2 separate regions of the Homo sapiens genome follow, and region 1 is linked to region 2. A link is an interaction called in ENCODE POLR2A ChIA-PET data of the cell type or tissue named here. Cell type or tissue: OCI-LY7. All regions are shown on one strand. Links, peaks and the distances in the headings refer to the core of each region. The heading gives the core; the rest is flanking DNA.

Evidence for each region. Peaks named below come from ENCODE experiments on the same cell type or tissue, not always from the same donor. Only the 100,000 strongest peaks of a DNase experiment are listed, where the experiment ranks them.
Region 1: POLR2A ChIA-PET joins it to region 2 with 8 read pairs; 3 of 35 experiments call an interaction of 5 or more read pairs at or near these places.

Annotation. Positions count from the first base shown.
Region 1 is chr11:123,533,025-123,538,998 of GRCh38, forward strand. All of the region lies in intron 2 of GRAMD1B (GRAM domain containing 1B), which reads left to right. Among named protein-coding and RNA genes, the nearest start is that of GRAMD1B, 110 kb to the left of the region's middle. RefSeq lists an enhancer at 4,185-4,759. In OCI-LY7, for the core only: no CTCF peak of the experiment used is centred there; no DNase peak of the experiment used is centred there.
Region 2 is chr11:123,301,496-123,309,881 of GRCh38, forward strand. LOC124900305 (U8 small nucleolar RNA) reads left to right here; the gene lies at 1-28. Among named protein-coding and RNA genes, the nearest start is that of LINC02727, 9.1 kb to the right of the region's middle. RefSeq lists a silencer at 202-561. In OCI-LY7, for the core only: CTCF peaks have their summits at 2,619, 3,552 and 3,756; DNase peaks (open chromatin) are centred at 1,996, 2,646 and 3,536; H3K4me3 peaks cover 1,288 bases; H3K27ac peaks cover 2,830 bases.

The sequences.
Region 1 (5,974 bases), core at 1,975-5,974, 230 kb after region 2:
AATGGTGCGATCTCGGCTTATCACAACTTCCGCCTCCCTGGTTCAAGCGATTCTCCTGCCTCAGCCTCCCGAGTAGCTGGGATTACAGGCATGCACCACCAGGCCTGGCTAAATTTGTATTTTTTTAGTAGAGACAGGGTTTCTGTGTGTTGGTCAGTCTGGTCTCAAACTCCCGAACTCAGGTGATCTGCCCGCCTCAGCCTCCCAAAGTGCTGGGATTACAGGCGTGAGCCACCGCGCCTGGCCTGTTTATTAATTCTTAGTGCTATTCTTTGGTTTGTGTTTGCAGAAACTTAGCTAGCAGTCCTGTTCTAGGTACTGTAATGGTAATGTGATGATAAGGATACTAATAATATGTCTAACATTTAATTCACTCTATATTTTATTTATTTATTTATTTTTATTTTATTTTATTTTTTTAAGACAGAGTCTGGCTCTGTCACCTAGGCTAGAGTGCAATGGGGCAATCTCAGCTCACTGTAACCTCTGCCTCCTGGGTTCAAGTGATTCTCCCATCTCAGCCTCCTGAGTAGCTGGGATTACAGGCGCCAGCTACCATGCCAGGTTAATTTTTGTATTTTTAATAGAGACAAGATTTCACCATGTTGACCAGGCTGGTCTTGAACTCCTGACCTCAAATAATCCACCCGCCTGAGCCTCCTGGAGTGCTGGGTTTACTGGCGTGAGCCACTGTGCCTGGCCTCAGCCTATGTTTTAAATCTTATAAACTCATAGCAATTTTTTTAAATCTAGGTACAGATTATTCAGATTTTACAAGTGAATAAACTAAAGCACAGAGGAGCCAAGTACTCCAAGCAAGGTCACACAGCTCAAAAGTGTTTGAGCTGGTAGTCTGACTTTAGAGTCCATGCTCTTAACTACCACAATTACAAAGCAACTGGAAGACAGGTCTTTGTCTATGAGAAGACATGAGACTAATACGAAAAGTTTGAGGAATAGTAATTTATGAAGACAGCATTTAATGGTTTGAATTACAGATGACCCTTGACCAACTTGGTGCTTAGGGGCACCAACGCCCATGCAGTCAAATCTGTGTGTAGCTTTTGACTTCACAACATCTTAACTACTAATTGCCTACTGTTGACCAGAAGCCTTACTGATAACACAGTCAATTAACACATTTTTGGTATTATGCATTATATACTGTATTCTTGCAATAAAGTAAGTAGAGAAAAGAAAATGTTAAGAAAGTCATAAGAGAATATATTTACTACTCATTAAGTGGAAGCAGATTGTCATAAAGGCCTTCATCCTTATTGTGTTCACATTGAGTAGGCTGAGAAGGAGAAAGAGGAGGGGTTGGTCTTGCTGTCTCAGAGGCGACAGAGGTGAAAGAAGATTTGCACGTATTTGGACTTGCACAGTTCAAATCCATGTTGTTCAGGGGTCACTTGTACAATTGCCAAAGATGTGCAAGAACAGAGATGGAGAGGTAGTAATGGGCAAAAGAAATTGAGAAGGGCTGAATGAAGGAGATGGGATGTGGGTTGATCCTTGGAGAATGGAGTCCACTGAGATTTCAAGAGAGACGAGCAGGCCTGGCGCAGTGGCTCATGCTTGTAATCCCAGCACTTTGGGAGGCCGAGGCGGGTGGATCACATGAGGTCAGGAGTTTGAGACCAGGCTGGCCAACATGGTGAAACTCTGTCTCTACTAAAAATAAAAAAAAATTAGCTGGGCATGGTGGCAGGCGCCTGTAATCCCAGCTACTCTGGAGGCTGAGGCAGGAGAATTGCTTGAACCCAGAGGTGGAGGTTGCAGTGAGCCAAAATTGTGCCATTGCACTCCAGCTTAGGCAGCAAGAGCGAAACTCCATCTCAAAGAAAAAAAAAAATAATGAGGGGGTCTCAGGCAAAGGAGAAGCAAGACTGGGCCACAGAAATCAGACTGAGGGCCTTGGGAAGGGAGGGAGCTGAGCAGCCTGGTCAGGACAGGGATATGTGGCCATGCAAGGGTAGACGTTTAAGTGGCAAAACAGGGCTCACCTACAGACAACCTCAAAAGTGAGGCAGAGGCCTGGGCTGGCTAGACTCAGTGGGAAAAGCCCTCAGGCTCAGGACAACCAAAGAGCATGGAGATGCACTTTCCAATTCAGTGGGCAGGACGCTTGGGGCTGAGAACTGGAGTACACACGTTCTTAGTGTGGGAAGAGCTTTAGAAATTACAATCATGATGCTTCTGTGAGCTTTCCATTTAAAAAAAAAAAAATCTCATACAACCTTAATACAACCCTACAGGAAAGATGTTTTTTTTTTTTCCCCCATTTTATATGTTAGGAAACAGAGTCTCAAACAGGTCTTAAATAACTAGCCCAAGACCATATAATAAATGGCAGAACTGGGATAAAACTGAAGAGGTGATGCTCTAAAGCCTGTGCTCTCGACCTCCACACTCCTTGATGAGTGAAATGTTGAGCTGGTAGGAATCGGTAGCTTTATATTTCACAATTGAGAGAAGGTTTGCTGAGGGGGTGAATCATCCTTTTTGGATGGTGGTGTGCTCTTTATCAGTAGGTGATGCAGTAGAAGATAGTTTCCCCAGTCTACCTTCCCTCATAGTGAGCCATGGTGGATGTCACAGCTGATCTGGTGGCTGTCACTTCAGGGCTGGGTTAGGAGTGATTACAAAAAAATTGTGAAATATATCATGCATACACAAAAATGTATATAATGTATCCATACAGTGTAAAGATGAACATTGTCTGTTCACCGTTCAGTTAAGCATTAGAACATTGCCTATACGTGTGAGGCCTTTTTTTTTCTCTTTTAAAAATCTATGGCAATATGCAAAGGCTGGGAGGACAAGCCCCAGAGAATGGAAATCTTGGGAAATGAGCACTGAGTAGGTTCCTGAGTCTGGGTTTCAGAGTCTCCCACTTGGAGGTGGCAGGCTATGCTTCTCAGCAGGTGCCTCGTTGTTGCAGTGTGGGGATAAATGGCTGCCCAGAACACAGAATACCCTCCCTTCAGCTATGTGGCGGGCCTCTGGGGACAGATGCACATGGTTCTGCTGCTCACTACTGGTGTGACTATGGAGAAGTCACTTACTGTCCCCAAGCCTTGATTCTCTCATCTGTAAAATGTGGTTGTCCAGGCGTGGTGACTCACACCTGTAATCTCAGCACTTTGGGAGGCTGGGGCAGGTGGATCACTTGAGGCCAGGAGTTTAAGACCAGCCTGGCCAACATGGTGAAACCCCATCTCTACCAAAAACGTGAAAATTAGCTGGGTGTGGTGGTGCATGCCTGTAATCCAAGCTACTTGGGAGGTTGAGGCATGAGAATAGCTTCAACCCCAGAGGTAGAGGTTGCAGTGAGCCGAGATCTAACCACTGGACTCCAGCCTGGGTGACAGAGCAAGACCTTATCTCAAAAAATATGTAAATAAATGAAAAATAAAATAAAATAAAATCGGGTTAATGACATCTACCCCAGAGGGCTGTTGTGAAGACTGTCAGGATTCAATGAAATAATTCGTGTTGATGCTCTTGGGATGGGGCCTGGCACGTTATAAAAGTTAGCTGCCCCTATATTTTTTTTGTTTTATATTTAGCACTATATACAGAAAACATGGCTACAGTCCTTGCCTTTCCTGCACTTAAAATTTACTACTGTTTTTCATGCCTTAGGTGGGGCCAGCGAGTTCTGATCATTATTATTTTTCTAGTAGTGCCTTTCTCAGGACACAAGGTCACTATCAGTCAGTTTGACCCTTCCTTTCAAGTGAACAGCCTCCCCAGTCATGTGTTTTGGTCTCATTGCTGGAGCTCTTCCAACTCCTGTCCCACAAGGTTATGGTCACTTGACCACTGCACTGGAGGCTGGAACTTGTTCTACATTTACTGGAAGTGTGACTTTGGGCAAGTCACCAATGACCTCATCTCTAAGATGATGGGCAGGATTAGAGCAGTAGATTGGTCTCTCAGACCTTCGGGGGCTTCATGCTAAGGATCTTTAGTGTACAAGACCTTTAATATTCTTCCTGAGTTTCCACTGGATTCTTTCTGCCCCGTCTTGAATTAATTGTTTGTTTACTAAACTGACATTTCTTGAGTATCTACTGGGCTAGGTGGCAAGCATAAAAGGATGAGTCAGTACTGGTTGTTGCTCTAGCAGAGTGCCTGCTGTCATGGGGGTAGCCAGAGCTGGACCTCCCTTTCAGGTAGGGTCTTATAGGAAAATTCCACTGGAAAACTGAGATGCCTCTTCTACTGTAGTGCAAATAGATTTATCTTTCAGTTCAGACCTCTTTTTGGGCCCTTTCTCCTGAGACTGGGAGATTCTTTGTTTCATAATTGCTTCCCTGAAGTGACCTCAACTGTCTTTTCTTATTGAAAGGTCATAGTTTACATCCAGGGACATTATGACAATGACATGCAAAGCTCCTTTGTTTTCTAGAGGCTTAACTTCACAAACCTGAGGATGCAAATTTTGGGAACTGACCATTGAGCTTTTGAAGGTGATCTGCTGTGCTGGTTGCACATTATTTTCCTCAGGCTTCTTCTCGATCTGAAATGTACCTTTTTATGCGTTTATCTTGCATCTGTTAACTCTGGCATGTTCAAATGGTTTCTGTTAACCCCCTGATTTCATTAGCCAAGAGTTTCTACTTCACGTTCTTGCTTTCTTTGATATAAACAAGCAAAACACATTTGTACCTTGTGGGGCCTATGAGTAATAGGAGCCAACCATTACCATTTAGCGATTGAGCTTTCCTTGTATAAGCCAGTATGTTCATAGCAGCAATGATAGTTCTCCTTTTTACAAAAATCTGTACTTGGTGCAGTAAGTACTTAGTGCTGTTAAATACTGAAGAGTATTGTGTGTGCAGCTATAGAACTGGTTTTTCTCGCTTGTTGCAGTCTTAACTGCTTTCTGTGGCTAAATTCTCCTAAGTGTGTTTCTAGGCATAAGTTAGGACAGTTTTTATGCTGATCACTAGTGCTATAATATAATTCATAGTTGTCATCATTAGTCACAAGGTACCCTTAGCCACATCCTTGCCAGGAAAAGGAATATGAACTACGAATGAGCACCTGTCTCCCTCTTTCTATTCTTCTTGGGACGGGCTAAGCTTCATGCATTTGCTGCATGAAAAACATATTTATAACTATCTCCCATCCAACCTCCTCTTCACATCCTCCTCTCCCAGTCATTTATACTGGGAGCTTTTGCAGCATTTTTTCATTGTTCTTCCTCACTCTCCATGTGGTTCTGTCTTTGCAGTGTCTCCCTGACTTATACTACTCTGTTTCCTTAGACTCTTGCCACCTTCCTAATTTATCACCTTCTAGTGTCTTGCTTGGCATGGTGGAACAGCCACCTGACTGATTTCCCCTTTTGAAAACAGCTTCATTTTGATATAATCATGTACTGTACAATTCACTCATTTAAGATGTACAATTCAAAGGCCTTTAATTTGCAGCTATTACCACAGTCAACTTTACATCTCAACACCTCAAAAAGAATCCCCACACCATTTAGCTAGCAGTCCCTTACTCACCCTCACCCCTCGGCCCAGCTCTAGGCAACCACTTTCTATTTCTGTAGATTTCCCTATTCTGGACTTTATTTTATTTTATTTTATTTTTTTTTGAGACAGAGTCTCACTCTGTCGCCAGGTTAGAGTGCAGTGGCTCAATCTGGGCTCACTGCAACCTCTGCTTCCCGGGTTCAAGCGATCCTCCCACCTTAACCTCCTGAGTAGCTGGGACTACAGGCACGCATCACCACACCTGACTAATTGTTTTTTTTATTTTTAGTAGAGACAGGGTTTCACCATGTTGGTCAGGCTGGTCTTGAACTCCTGATCTTTCCTCAGGTGATCCACCCACCTCAGCCTCCTAAAGTGCCGGGATTACAGGTGTGAGCCACCGCGCCCAGTTCTGGACTTTAATATGAATGGAATTATATGGACTTTTGTTTCTGGTTTCTTTCACTTAGCATAACATTTTC
Region 2 (8,386 bases), core at 1,741-5,740:
TGCAACACCCTGATTGCTCCTATCTGATTCTTTCTGAACAAAACAAAACAAAAGAAAAACTTGACTTAATGAATAAATGGTGGAGTTGGGTGATTTCCACATCATTGATGTCCAAGCTTTAGCGTGCATCAGGATCACCCGAGGGTCTTGTTCAGACTCGACTGCCAAGACCCACCTAGAGAGTTTTTGGTTCAGGAAGCCTGGGGTGAGGCCCAAGAACCTGCATCTAACGACTTCCCGGTGTGCTGTGGCGCAGCGGGCAGGGACGGAGGCGCCCAGGGGCAGGCGGCAGCACGGGAAGAGGCCAGCAGGTGGCGCGGTCGCCCAACCCGGCCGCCCCCCGGGCGCCGAGGGAAGCGGGTCAGGGGCGTCCCCACCTGCCCAAGCGCCGGCTCTCCCAGGCAGCAGGGGCGGCGGCGGCCTGGCTGGCTGCGCTGCAGAGCGGAGAGCAGGAGCGGCGTGGGAGGAATTCGGAGCACTTTCGCCGCCTGCCTCCTTTTACTGCTGGTTGCCCTCAAAGGAGCCCTCTCCCTCCACACGCCTTTGGGCCTTACCAGCCGCCGGAAGCGGCGGCATCCATCCCAGCAAAGCGTGCATTCCATCCTCTGGAAAAAAAGTCTTTGAGCTTCCTTTACAGTGACCTTACTTTGGGGACTGAACCGTTGCGACTAAGAAAACCCCTCCTCAAGTTTAATGGAACGATCACATGACACGTGGTTGACGAAGCCATTCCCTCCTTGCTACTTGCCTTGTGTGATACACTGTCACGGCCCGGGCTTCTGGCTTGGTGGAGGGGACACCACCGCGGCTCCGGCTGCGGACTTCGGGCTCCTCCCCTGAGCCAGGCGGAGAGCGCTGCCCGCTTTAGAGAACTGTTAGGCGGCTGCCGGGCGACAACGCGGGAAAAGTGCCTTACACAGCGTAAGGGCTCAATCCACATTAAGGAATTAGGCAGGAAAAAGTGTCAGTGAATAGCCAGTGACAGTCCCTTAGGGAAGAAATGAATTTGGGTTTAGCTGTCCAGTAGAACTCTGCTGTCTACACTATCCAGCACAGTGGTCCCTAGCCATAGGTGACCATTGAGCACGTGAAATATGGCAAGGGTGATCAGAGAATTGAATTTTAAATTGTATTTAATTTTCATTAAATTTAAAGTATTAAACCGCACAGGTTTAGCAAAACGCCTTGCTGAATTGTGAAAAGATGTCCCTTAAGCCTTAGGGCATGGCTGGCAACGGATAAGAGGTAGTTAAATCTCTCTGCCTAAAAAGATATAGGAATTTTAGGGGATGGGGCAATCTGACTAGCAAGGAATGGAAGAGAGGTTGGGGGGAAAGGGCCAGAGGCATTGCGAGGAGTTAGTGACTAAGCCAATCAGAAAGGAAGTCAGTAAAACCCCTCTGGTGGCAGAAATGACTCAAGGGGAATTTAAAAACTGGAATGCGTAATATTCAGTCTGAAGTCGTTTACTGAGCAGCAGAATGATGTTACTTCTGTCTGTTGCCCGTCCCTTCAGAAATGTCTGCTTAACACAGAGCCTGGAGGTGGCAGCAATTAGGGAGTGACGAGATGACAAGATGTGGGGGTGTCCAGTGGGGGTGATTCGTTCACGAAAGGTGAGAGCAAATTCTGGAGGGAACAGGAGAGAGAGAAAGAATTCAGCACAGGTAGGATCTAGGGACTGAGAGACTGCGGTGATATTGTCAGGAGGACGCCTTTTCCGCTGCAGAGGGGATAGAGATTTTTGAACCACTTTTAATTAAATCTTAAAGGTAACAGCAGCTCCAGCAAGTGGGAGGACTTGAACATCCAGGTCTTTGCTTCAAAGCATTTCTTCAGATTAATGCTTCCTGACTTAAATAACCTCACAGAGCAGGCATCTCTTGAAGGGCCTCACTGCAGACTGCAGGTGTGAGTGAGAAAGGAGGCCAGGAGGGCTTGGGCAATGCTGCAGCAGGCAGACAGGAAGCAGAGGCACCGGTGTCTTGCTAAATTTATAAAGCGTAGCATCATTTTTTCTGGACTTTTGTCTCTCTCTGTGGTGTCTAGCAATAATGAACCACTGTCCACCTGCTCCCAATTTCTGTAGGGGTGTGTGTGTGTGTGTGTGTGTGTGTGTGTGTGTGTATGCAAAGCGAGGTGCAGCTTCGGTGCCAGGCATACTTCATGTGCTGCGACACAGCACCTCCTAGTCATTATCTCTGCTGCTGTCTTAGAAGATAACTCCTGAGGGTGATAATGTGGCATCAAGCTCCTCTTGCAAGTGATTCCATGACAAAACTCTCAGATCATGCCCTGTCCACCACCCCTTCCCTGCCTGGAACCTAGAGGTAGATCAAACATCACCTCTTAGTAGCCACCTGTGACTCGTAGCCCCAACAGCTGCCTCTCTGACCAGGAAGCCTTTGCATAGAGAACCGGGAAGGGAGAGAGTGTAGGCTTTCCAAGAGAAGGGACTTGTGTTTTCCCTGGTTCCTCTGTTGTATCCAAGTAAAGCTAGTTCTCTAGCTACTGCACGTGATAATTTATTTGATCCTGTTTTTGCCCACAGGATCTCCCAACCACTCCTTACTGTACCCTCTACCTTCTAACCCTGTTCTGCGGTAACCTCCTTGAAGAAACGTCACCTAGTGGAACCTCCTGGTGTCACTCTTGCGAGCACCCTCATGTACATCAGCATGGTTGCTCTGGGCAACTCCCAGTGGAGATGAAGCAAGTGGATAATCCCCAGTGGGGTTCGAGAGTATCACATGTTTTTCCAAAAAGCTCCCATTAAAATAAATATATTACCTGGCAGGGAGAGGAGAATCGCAGCATTCAGCTGGCAGACTGGCAAGGAATATTCCATCAGATTGAATAGAAGTCACTGGTCTAGGAAGGGAAGCTTCAGGGAAGAGAGTTTTTTGTTGTTGTTGTTTTTTGTTTTTTTTTTTTTTGAGATGGAGCCTTACTCTGTCACCCAGGCTGGAGTGCACTGGCACGATCCCGGCTCACTTCAACCTCTGCCTCCTGGGTTCAAGCCATTGAAGAGAGTATTTTTTAATGAGGGCAAGATGAGGGATGGAGGAGAAGGATGGAGAGGGATGAGAGGGAAATGGGAAACTAAAGGGTGCCACTCTCTGAAAGGGGCTATGCAAGAAGAATGATATTTTGCATGAGATACGGAGGAGAATGAATCTTGAGATTTTTAAAGTGAGATTAACATGGATTCAAATTGTGGCTCAGCCATCATCTGTGTGACCCCCTTGGGGGCCCATCTCAGGAGGTTTATTTTCCTCATGGGTACAGGAGGTCATTAGGATCTCATGAGATTATTTGTGTAAAGGTCACACCTTAGAAGGCCCATGCATACATCACGTTTGCTTAAGATTGACCACTTTTCCTGCCACAGGAAGGAAAAACAACAGCCACAGCAAAGGCCAGGAGAAATCATAGTGTGCATTTGTGTAGTTGTTATACCTCTCAGAGCACTTTCCTATAGGTCATTACGATTGCCCAAGTTCTAACAAGCTCAAGAGGTAGAGAGTCTCCAGCAGCGCCCCTGCTTGTAGAAAGCGGCATTAAGATCCCATTCAGCTTGGTGGTGAACTAGAGCAGAACTTTCGGGTCTTTTCAGCCCTGAACCTGGTCTGGTTCTCAAACGCTTTTTGATAACCCATGCCCTACCTTTAACCCTGGCATGTTTAGTGCAGTTAATTAGTTGGGCAGAGCATAACGTATGCACTTTTGAGAGACATTGATTGTGTGTGGTTAATTGGGAACTTGTCTGAGTGTGTGGTGTCTGTCTGCTGTGCACTGTGAAAGGCAGAGTCTGCCGCCTTTGCAGGAAATAGGCAGTTGACACTGCTGTTTTCCTGCTGTGCCAAGCCAGCCAGAAGGAACTTTGCCAGGTTCTTAAGGGCTTCTGGGCCCAGCTTTGCTGATAAAGATACAGTAACCTGAAGTGCTTTGATGAGGCTGTGTGCAGATTAATTCAGGTTCAAGACTAAGTTGGCATGAACTGAGCTTTGAGTGATGGGTACGAAAAAGAGTACCAGGTACTCACAAGGCAGGGACAAAAAAGCAAAGTGTGTCCCAGTAAGGGAGCAACATCACTGACTACCACTCTTTTAGTACAATGAACACACCGTCTATGGAACAATTACTATGTGTCAGGCACCGTGCTGGGTGTTTTTCTTATATGATCTCTTTGAATCGTCACAGCAACCCTATAAGAAACCATTTATGTCACTCGGAATTGCAGATGAGGAAGCAAAAGCTCTCTTAGCAAGGTTGAATAACTCGTCTAAGGTATGTAATAGAAAATACGGAGGCATCATTTGAATCTCAGGATTTCTATCTTCAGATCATTTGCTTCTTACACCTGCACTACATTGTCTGTCACCAAACTGATCTGACAAATGACCCAGATCACAATATGGATTGGCAAGAGAGGGGGAAATATCTTATGGTGCGGGTATTTTGTTGGACAGGGTTGGCCTATCTCCACAAAAAAGGCCAGGTCAGTTCTACTGCACCAAGACAGGATTGCAAGGGCTGGGGTCACACTGTGCCCTCCTTTTTAAATCCCTGGAAAAATTCACAAGATCCCCAGTGGGGTTTGAGAGTATCACATGTTTTTCTAAAAAGCCCCCATTAAAATAATTACATTATCTGGGTGGAGAGAGGAGAATGGCAGCACTTCAGCTGGCAGGCTGGCAGCCTGGCAAAGAATATTCCACCAGATTAAGTAGAAGTCCTGGTCTAGGAAGGGAAGCTTCAAGAAAGAGAGTATTTTATTTTTATTTATTTATTTATTTTTGAGACGGAGTCTTACTCTCTCACCCAGGCTGGAGTGCATTGGCACGATCCCGGCTCACAGCAACCTCTGCCTCCCAGGTTCAAGCGATTGAAGAGAGTATTTTTTGATGAGGGATGGAGGAGAAGGATGGAAAGGGATGAGAGGGAAATGGAAAACTAAAGGGTGGCACTCTTTGAAAGGGGGTTTGCTAGATTACTTTGTCCGGGGTCCTCAAAGGAGCGGGCTGAGCGTTGGGACGGGGTCCTGGTAAAGAAGGAGGATGCGCCCAGGATAATCATATTATTATGAGTTACCAGTTGCTGAGCACTTATCATGAACCAGGCATTATGCTAAGTGCTGCCTATGTCTCACATAATCCTCATCATAACATCATGAAGTGGGAACAGTTATATCCGTTTATCTATGCAAAAACTGAGACTTAGTTTGAGTAACCTGCCTGGAGTCTGTCCGGAAATGCTGCCGCTGTGATTCAAACCCAATTTAAAGCTAAGCCTCTCAACCTCGATGCTCTGCTACCCACCATTCTAGGCAACCAATAAATGTGGCTGAATTGATTTGGAGATTAATTATCACCACCACCACGCTTTCCCTAATAATAATAGGGCCTTGTGAATGTGTGGGCTCCCAGTCACCAGAATGGCTCACTTAGAGCCTGAGAGATCACACCCTGGGGGAGGTTGGACAAAACCATCTCAGCAGCCCCACCAGATCTATCAGATCTTTTGATCCAGTCAACTTTCAGGGTAAACAGGGTCATTTCAGACCATCTGGAGAAGCATAATGGCAATTCTTAGAAAATCTTTGGTAGCTCTCTGAACTCTAAGAAGCACTTCTTAAGCAAACCTCTAAGCTGTCTCTACCATCTTATGGCCTTTTTCTCTGAGACCAAGTCGAAAGGAGCTGGGAGCCAGGCCGGTGCATTCCTCCCCAGGCCCTTTCTTCACCATTCACTTCTGAGCACTCTATGCTCACCGTTCCATAAAGAAGTCTCTCTCTTCCTGGTTGATCTTGCCTCAGCTCAGTCTTTCCCTCAATATTAAGCTGAAAACAGGGAAATTCAATCAAAGTGAAGGCTTCCTTTACCCCAGCAGGTCCTACAAGCATTTAATAAGTTGCGTGGAGATGTAAAAATAGATCATGAAGCGGTTGATAAGAATAACATTTCTTGCCAAGAGAGCCCTTATGCAGGAGGACTAGCAAAAAAAAAAAAAAAAAAAAAAAAAAAAAGCGAGAGAGAGAAGCTCAGGAGCATTGACAGTACAAGAAATAAGATTTGCTTTTGGAGAAAAGAGAACAGAGAAGTTTTGAGATGAGAGCATGCTGGATACCAACAGAAAAAACAGTGAGTTCTGAAAGTGGGGAGGGGGATTGCAGGCGTAGAAGTAGCAACAGAGTTCCATCAGGCCAGGAGATGAATGCCTGTAATCCCAGCACTCTGGGAGGCCAAGGGGAGGATCCCTGGAGCCCAGGAGTTTGAGACTGGCCTGAGCAACATGCAAGACCCAGTCTCTACAATAAAAAATTTTTAAAATTAGCTAGAATCACTCCTTGACTCCCCAGCTCCTTGGGAGGCTGAGGTAGGAGAATCCCTTGAAGCCCGGGAAGTCACTGCAGTGAGCTATGATCAGGCTGCTTCACTCCAGCCTGTGTGACAGAGTGAGACCCTATCTCAAAAAAAAAACAAACAAAAAACAAACAAACAAAAAAAAACAACCAAACAAACAGAAACCTCTATCTCATGGCAGCCTTGGAAATAATTACAGTGCATAGAAAAATCAATCGGCAAGCTTTTACTGAGCACTGGAACACGATGGCAATGTGAAACCAAAAGACCAGGCCCCTTTGCAAGGAGAGTGCAGAGTACTGGGGAGATAAAAATAGCACACTTGAAACAATTAGAGAGCAATTAATGCCAACTGTCTGGTTCTGACTCAAGTACAACGGGACTCCAGAGAGTGGAGGAAGCCTGGCGAGCTGGAATAATCTGCCAGGCAGGGGTAGGAAAAACTCACAGGGACCCCAAGGTCTTGGGTGTCACATGCTTTGAGGAAAAGAGTCTATTCCTATGGAATGCTCTGCTTGCGTAATACACACAACTCAAACTAACCACAGTCTTGCCCTTCCAGAAGTTTCCAATTAAAAAGCAGAACATAGCGCTTGACCTACGACAGCTTTGCTAAATAAATGGATGAAAGAACAAGTGATTGGAGTCCTAGGACTTCTTAGGGATAACTGAGGAAGCAAGGGAGTGGGAATGGCATGGTTGTAGAAATATTCCTTGGTCTACTGGCTCCTTTCTGAGGGCAGGGACTTTGTCTTTCTTCCATATTTATTAAGCCCTCACCATACAAAAAAATATTGTGCTGGCCCTGAAAATGAGAGGTCTGGAGATGCAACAGACATAGTCTATGAGCTTCCAAATGTCTCATACAAGAGCTTCCTTTGAAACCTGGAGCTTAATTCTGTACATCATGCCTTAGATGACTGAATATCCTTTCCCTAAATACACATCTACTAAGTCAATCATAAATTCTGTAAATAGTTTGCACCTACTATGTGCTAGATAATGTGATAGGTGGTCAAGATAAGCATGAAAAACAGTGTTTTCTTCTAAAAAGAGCTTATTGTTGGCTGGGTGCAGTGGCTCACACATGTAATCCCAGCACTTTGGGAGGCCGAGGCAGGAGGATCACCTAAGGTCAGGAGTTCGAGACTAGCCTGGTCAACAGGGTGAAACCCTATCTCTACTAAAAATACAAAAATTAGCTGGGCATGGTGGCTGGCACCTGTAATCCCAACTACTGGGGAGGCCGAGGCAGGTTCGAGAATCGCTTGAACCCAGGAGGTGGAGGTTGCAGTGAGCCGAGATCCCGCCATTGCACTCCAGCTGGGGCGACAAGAGCAAAACTCTCTCTCAAAAATAAATAAATAAAATCAAAAGAGCTTACTGTCAAGTGGTAGAGAAATAGTCATATATTTAGTGCAGTATATACTTGTTCTCATGGCATGTCGTGCAATGTGTGGGCAGAGCTCAAGAAAAAGATCACCTAAGCTGTCCAGAGGAGTGAAGGCCGAGCCCACAGAGGAAGAAGCATTTGAGTGGATTCTGTCAGGGGCAAGGTGTGGTAAGTGGGAATAACATGTAGGCAGGTGGACTGGAATGTGCAAAATCTGGATGCATGAGAGGACTTAGTAACATGTTCTGAGAGCTGGGAATAACTGAGTACTACCAGGGCATAACATTCTGAAGGGGGAGTAGGAGAAGATGCCATTAGACAGAGCAGCCATTATCTGTCTAACATCAGATTATCTTTCCCCAACTATCTGTCCCTAATTTTGATGGACTGTGGATGCCATGCCAATAGAACAGATTGCATCATGATGAAGACTGAGGGGCCATCAAGGAATGCTGAGTGGTGGAATGATGGGATCAGGTTTGTGGATGAAAAAGAACCTTCTATCAGCTGCATGGAGGAAGGTGGGAGTAGGGTGGAGGCAGCCTGGGGAAGGATAACTGAGGCAGGAGACAGAGGCCAAACAAGATGTCTTTGCAGTGCTTCACATAGGAGACCATGGGAGCTTTCA